Regions from separate parts of the Homo sapiens genome. Here region 1 is linked to region 2. The links are chromatin contacts, found by Hi-C or POLR2A ChIA-PET in ENCODE. All regions are on one chromosome and are shown on one strand. Each heading gives the region's core, a stretch centred on a gene start or an enhancer-like site at or near the end of the contact. The rest is flanking DNA. Distances are from core to core; before and after follow the strand shown.

Evidence for each region. Hi-C counts contacts between places; a loop is a spot of excess contacts on that map. ChIA-PET counts read pairs that join two places held with the same protein, here RNA polymerase II (POLR2A). Pooled maps may share reads with other maps.
Region 1: a pooled map shows a loop between it and region 2 (5-fold over the local background). The contact joins the promoter of LETMD1 here to the promoter of BCDIN3D-AS1 in region 2. A Hi-C loop is called at or near these places in 1 of 50 pooled maps. POLR2A ChIA-PET finds 5 or more read pairs at or near these places in 2 of 52 experiments (A673 and CD8-positive, alpha-beta T cell).

Annotation. Positions count from the first base shown.
Region 1 is chr12:51,046,678-51,049,842 of GRCh38, reverse strand. LETMD1 (LETM1 domain containing 1) reads right to left here and starts at 1,516. Exons shown (of 9, transcript NM_015416.5): 1 at 1,365-1,516; 2 at 658-809. The coding sequence starts at 1,486. RefSeq lists enhancers at 733-1,271, 1,472-1,521, 1,272-1,810, 1,632-1,901, 1,992-2,071 and 1 more.
Region 2 is chr12:49,826,668-49,829,867 of GRCh38, reverse strand. BCDIN3D-AS1 (BCDIN3D antisense RNA 1) reads right to left here and starts at 1,325. Exons shown (of 3, transcript NR_027501.1): 1 at 1,124-1,325; 2 at 785-933. NCKAP5L (NCK associated protein 5 like) reads left to right here and starts at 1,455. Exons shown (of 13, transcript NM_001037806.4): 1 at 1,455-1,546. RefSeq lists enhancers at 424-1,002, 1,003-1,581, 1,997-2,046, 3,190-3,200 and a silencer at 1,327-1,736.

The sequences.
Region 1 (3,165 bases), core at 267-2,766, 1.2 Mb before region 2:
TTTTTAAAGTCTTCACAATCATGTGATAAATAGGTAGGTTCCATTACTCCCATTTTACACATAAGAAAACCAAGGAAAGAGGGGTTAATTAATTAGTCCAATCGCACAGTGACGAACTGGGATTTGAATCAGGCAATCTGGCTCCAGAGTAGACACTTGACACGATACATATCTTCTCCTAGTAACTAAGGATCTCTGATTTGAAACAAAACATTTAGAAACCAAGTATTATGTAGGGCTATTGCCACTACAACATACTACCTAATATAGATTCATAACAAGGGTTAGACCTCATTTTCCTATGGGTAAGTCAACTGATACATCACAGGGCAGGTCTATACAGCCACAGATCCCTGCCGTGTGCAAGGCAAAAAATTTCTACTATAGCCAGGTGTGTGGTTAAGAAAGTACGAGAACATACCTATATTCTCCCTCCCTCATGTTGCTGTCATAAGTTGTTTCTCATAACATCTTTCTAGAAACATTCTCAAGAAGTGCTAATTTATAGGAATTAGTTTAAGGCGCAGGCATTTATGAAATATAAGATATCTCGGCTCACATCCCCATAGCAGAACCTGCAAATGATCTTATTTATGCTAACTCTTTGACCCTGCCCAAGAGCTGATTCCGGAATTTCTATTGTAGTTTCGTTTTTACCTTTCATGAAGATTGTGTACAGGACATAGAAGCGGGGGAAATGACGACCCAAGAAACGATGGTATTTCCCATTAATCGCTTTTGTCTTGGTTACCACATAAGACATCAAGTTCTTCACATCTGCCTTTGGAGAAAGGTGAAGCTTTGAAGACCTACAAGGAAGATCAAAGAGACTATCTGGGAATCAGTCCTAGAAGCTCCCTCACGCCTTGAGTCCCTAATGTAAAGCAGGAGTCTCGGAGATTGTATCCCAAGGCTTGACACTTCTGAAATCCAAGGAAGGTCTTGGGGTCAAGAAGAGATAGGCAATCAGACTGTGAAACACAAATCAGGCAAAGGCCAGGCAGGAAAGTAACTCAGGGTATGCCTCTGGAGAGAGCGCAATGCCTGTGGGACAATTTGAACTGCAGGCTAAGTCAGAAAGAGGTGGAATCGAGATAGCAGCGGTAAAACCTGAGCCGAAAAAGTGAGGCTGAAAGATGAGCTCAGGACACGCGGGGAAACCAGACAATATGGGGCACTGAGAGTACAGAGGGTCAGGAAGCCGGGTCACTAGTGGGGATCGGAGTTTGAATCCTGAACAGAAGAATAAAAATTCCAGGGCCAAGGCGTGGAACTCTGAGAATTAAGAGACAGAATGCAAGCAAGGTTGAGACACTGAAAGAGCCTGGACGTCAAAAATGCTTTTCTCGCTACAGGTCCCTCACCGAGGGGCCCCCCAAGCCAGGCCAGAGCGACCAAGTTGCAGCCTCCGGGTGACAAAATGTCCAGGGGTGACTGCCGAGCCCCACACAGCCGACCGAGCCCAGCACACCCTGGAGAGCGCCATCTTCACAGCGAGAGAAGCGGGAGAGAAGAGGTTGTCTTTGGGTCAAAGTTAACCGTACGTCGCGTTCGTTCGAAGACGCATGCGTCTTTTCTGAGCGCTGATTGGTAGCCATAGCCTGCTTGGCTCCAGCACAAGCCAGGAGAGGGAAGGACTCAAAGACTAAGTGCGGAAGGAGGGCCAGGATTGGACACAGCAGTACTTCCAGGTTTAAAGGCGCCGGAAACAGGGTGTCCCAGAGGGAGCGAGTTCTTATGCCACTGGTGTGGGTTTGCGACGCGGAGGGCACCCTGTCCTTGAGGCGCCCAGTGACCCTCCGCGATTCCTTAGGGCCTCAGGGCTTCCCAGCGCCGCCCTTGCCCTCTGCCTGGACTCGGGGCGTCGGAGCCTCGACTGTTAGGTAGCAGATGTCAGTTTGCCAGTGCCTGGGGCTAGGAGGACCCGCGGCGCCCTCTAATGGTGCCGGCGTGGATAGGCCGGGAACTGTCCACTTTCCAGTCAGTCTGGCGGCGAAGGTTGGAGGCCTGGGAGCGGCCCCTGTGCGGACTGAGTACACTTTTTCCTCTCTTTGTCGTTTCCAGAACTAAGTTTGTGGGAAAATGGTTTTCGTTAAGCACCTACCGAAGACCAAGCTCTGTCTCAACTTAAATGTTACTATTCTGAGAGGATTTCTGTGACCACCCTATCTGAAGCAGTGCCGGCGAAAAGGACACACTTCACACTTATTCTCATGTTACTCTGTTTTGTTTTGTTTTGTTGTTTTGTTTTTGTGACAGTTTTGCTCTGTCGCCCCGGCTGGAGTGCAGTGGCGCGATCTTGGCTCACTGCAGCCTCCGCCTCCCGGGTTCAAGCGATTCTCCTGCCTCAGCCTCCCGAGTATCTGGGATTACAGGCGTCCGCCACCACGCCCGGCTAATTTTTGTATTTTTAGTAGAGACGGGATCTCACTATGTTGGTCAGGCTGGTCTTCAACTCCTGGCCTCAAGTGATCCGCCAGCCTTGGCCTCCCAAAGTGCTGGGATTACAGGCGTGAGCCACTGCACCCGGCCTTGTATTTTCTTTGTAGCATCTGTCACTTACAGTGTTTATGTATTTGTGTCCTTGTTTGACAGCTCCCTGAACTAGAATGAGGGTAAGCATCTTCTCTGCCTTGTTCATTGCTGCACCTCCAACACTAGGTGCCTTACTTAGCACATAGTAGGTGTTCAGTAAACATGTTTGAATAGATTCATACTTGAAACTAAGAAGGATTCCCAGAAGTGGTACTTAACTGCCTCCAAGAATTAACAGTCCTCTTGGATATATATGAATATTTATTCTTCATGGAAGGTGGTAGAGCATCCCATGTGGGTTCCCTGGATATAGGTTCAATCTTGGCATTGACGTTTGTTTTAGTGAATGTTACCTTGGATATGTCACTTTAGCTCTGAGTTTATTTCCCTTATAATAGTACCTACTTTATAAGAAATCTTTGAGGATCCAAAGAGAATACAGCTGTGAAAGCTCCCACATCTGTATAATGCTTTATGGGTCACAGAGCTTTATATTAGCACAGGTTATTAATGACTGTACCACTCGTGCAGTCAGAGGAAAAGTTTTAAAAGATGGCCCTGGATCTTCACAAGTGTTGGGTAGATGGGGTGGACGGGATAGAAAGTTGACTAAGACGGCTGGGCGCCGTG
Region 2 (3,200 bases), core at 76-2,575:
GCAGAGATTGTGCCACTGCACTCCGTCCAACCTGGGACAGAGTGAGACTCCATCTCAGAGAAAAGAAAAGAATAAAATATTTTTTAAGCAAAAAAATGAGAAAGCTGGTGGGGGTACCCATCAAGACATCTTTTAGGTTCCAGTAATAGCTGTCCTTGGGCACTCTTTTCATCAAACTACCTCTATGCTCAAGAACCCAAAATGACTTCTTTATCTTATGTCTTGTCACATCCATATCCTTATTCTGCTCTCCTCCATAAGAAACCTCCTCCATTAATTTCTCCCACTTCCCAACGTACCACGGTGATCTGCTCACGGTCCCACGCAGATAATTTGCTCTTTCCTATCTGAATCTCCTTGTGGCCTTTACCCTGCCTGGACCCTACTCAAGCTCTCTCTGCCCTTCAAATTCCGTATTTAAATAAACCTCCTTCAGAAAAGAACTCTTAATCCTAGCCAATCTGAGCACCCTAACTTGCCTTACTTTTTATGTTCCTTTATTGGACTAATATGATACTCTAAGCTGCATCCTTTGTATACTCGCAACAAAAGAAATTTTAATGAAGTAGGCGGAGACTGTACCTAGGGATTCCTTCGTATTTCCCTGCAGAACCCAGGTGAGAACCTACATTTCTGGGGCAGTCACTACAATGCAGGCTGTGAGGGTTATACGGTATTTAGGCAAGGGCAAATAGGTGTTTAATTAAGGACTAATGGGAATGATATTGAAGCTCTGAGGCTCTGCAGGGGCCTGGATGGGCTGTTTGCTTTTCCTCATCCTCACCGAGATAGCAAGTGGTTGAGAACAAGGTTGCATCCTTTTTCTGCCCAGCCTTCCCCGCAAACCAGTGAGGAAACGACCAGCACTGCCGTCTGATGAGAGGAGCCTGTTGCTGTAACTGTTTTCCAGATTACTGGGGGGACGACCCCATCCTGGAGAAGGAAGAGAGAGGCGGGAGCATTTAAGGCCAAAGAGGCACTCAAGCCTTTCCCCCATGGATTTACACCCAACACGTATGCAGAAAAGCAAATTACAAACACCGACGCTCACAACCACACATACACGTGCACGCCCAGCCCCACAGAAGCAAACGCGCATGCCTGTGGGCCCGCGCGCACCTACTTAGTTTTCTCTGTTCTAGACGCCCTCATTCCACCCCCGCTCGGCCCAGCCCGGCGTCCTCTACCCAGGCACGGCTGAGGTTTACCAAGCCCGGCCCGGCCTGGAGAAAGTGTTTCTATAAGGGGGAAGGGAGGTCCTTCCCACCAAAGCGGAAGCGGCGCGCGCCGGCCGGGCAGACTTAGCTCGCGTCCTGGGAACATCTGGAGGGGGCTGGGAGGGGCGCGCATCCAGGCTGAACGTGGATTGGCTGCTAGGGAGGAGGGAGGCGGGGTCAGGGCCAGGGGCGGGGCTCCCCGGCCCCTTTAAAGCCTTGACATCAGGAGGCGGCTCCGGCACCCCCCTTTCTCTGCCCCCCGCCCCCAAGCCGCGGCCATGGACCTGGCGGATCCGGCCTGCCCTGGCCCAGCTCAACACCTGATTTCGGTGAGTTCTGGGTCTACTTGGGATTGAAAGGGCGGCGAGTGCGGGGGGGCGATCTGTAGCTCCGGGCCGGGGGGAGTGGGGTGTGGAGGGTAAGGCTCTCGTGGCAGTACAGAGTCGGAGAGGGCGTCGCGGCTTCCTGCCCAAACCCTGCTGCCCGCCCCTCCGTCCCTCCCTCCAGCCGCACCCTCCTCGGGGGTCCGGCTGCGACTCTGTGCACCCCCACCCCACCCCCTCCCGCCCCCCGCGCCATCCTCGCGCACACTCCGTGGCCCCGGAAGGGAAACTTTCGGGAGTGGGGGATGTTCCGGGGGCCGGGCTCCCCTCCCTCTTTGAAAGCACTGACCTTGCCCCAGCTGCTCACCCCACCCAACCCGCATCCCACCGTCCGGGTGCCGCTTAGCGGTGCCGGGTTATTGCGGGGGGAGGGGCTCTCTCCCCAAAGCGCAGGCGCGGAGACGAGCCTGGGGCTCCCTTTCGCACTCCTTCCCATTCCCCGTGGCCTGGGGCGGTAGGGCCTGGGGAAGGCGGGGAGAGGCGGAAAGACCGGGTCTCCTAGAGAACAGCCCCTTCAAAGGCTTTGAGGGGCTGCGGGAAGGAGGAAGGACCTGGTGGGCTGCACGCTGAAGAGAAGCTAAGGGAGGGAGAAGGGTTGGTTGGGCAGGGAGCAGGGACAGGGCAGCGTCTGCAGAAAAGGCCCTCTGGGTGCTGGCTGCGGTGCCAGAAGAATGCAGAGAATTCATCTGTGCCCGACGCTTCCCTGGCTTAGCCCAACTAAGAAAGCGGCTGCCCGGATCCTAGCTCCCCTCTCCCTGTCCTGGGCCCAAGGTCCCGCGTTATCTCCAGTCCTGGCACGGCCCCAAGGGCACAGAGGGCCCTCACCTCCCACAGGCCTGGTTTTCCAGGCATCCCAGGGCTGGATCAGCTGAGTCCACTTAGTCTGTCCAGCTGCTACTTCTTAAAGGCCTGCCTTGCTGAGGAGCTGGGGGTCTTGGGCTAAGGAGTTCTCTGGCTGTAGAGGCAATCCCTCCCTCCCACTTCTCCGCGTCTGTCATGGGTCCTCCTTCTTAAGCACAATGGTCAGCCAGAGGAAGTGGCCCGGGCAGGGGTGGCCTGGGGAGCAGTAGAAAGAGTGTCAATGCCTTACCGTTTTGTGGTCAGTACTTTCGGGGAAAATGAACATAGCCCATTTGCCTTGTTGCAGACCCTCCCTTGCAGACATTACGCCATCTGGCTCTCTGAGACTCCTTGTGTGATAGGAAAATTCACTTCTCAAATTGGTCCCCCCATCTTCCTAAAAACAACCTGGGATTAGTGGGTTTCCTATCCCAAAGAAACCGTGTGTATTCCTTTCCGGGGAGATATTCCCATGTTCAAGCTTGTTTTCAAAGTCTATGGTCTGTGCATGAGGTGGCTTTGTCCCTCCAGCATCTTTCTCCAGCTCTGGCCCTCACGAAGAGAGTGAGGACCTGGAGGGGCAGGTGCTGTGGTTGGCAGGGAAGAAGGATCTTCATGATAGGCCGGTGAAGACCTAAGTGTTTGGGGAGCAAGCGGGTATCAATAAAGACAGAGTCAGAAGCTCTGGTCCCTACTTTTCCTAGCTTGCTGTATGACCTTGGCCAAGACAGTTTGCTCTCTGGGGCTCAGTTTCCCCATC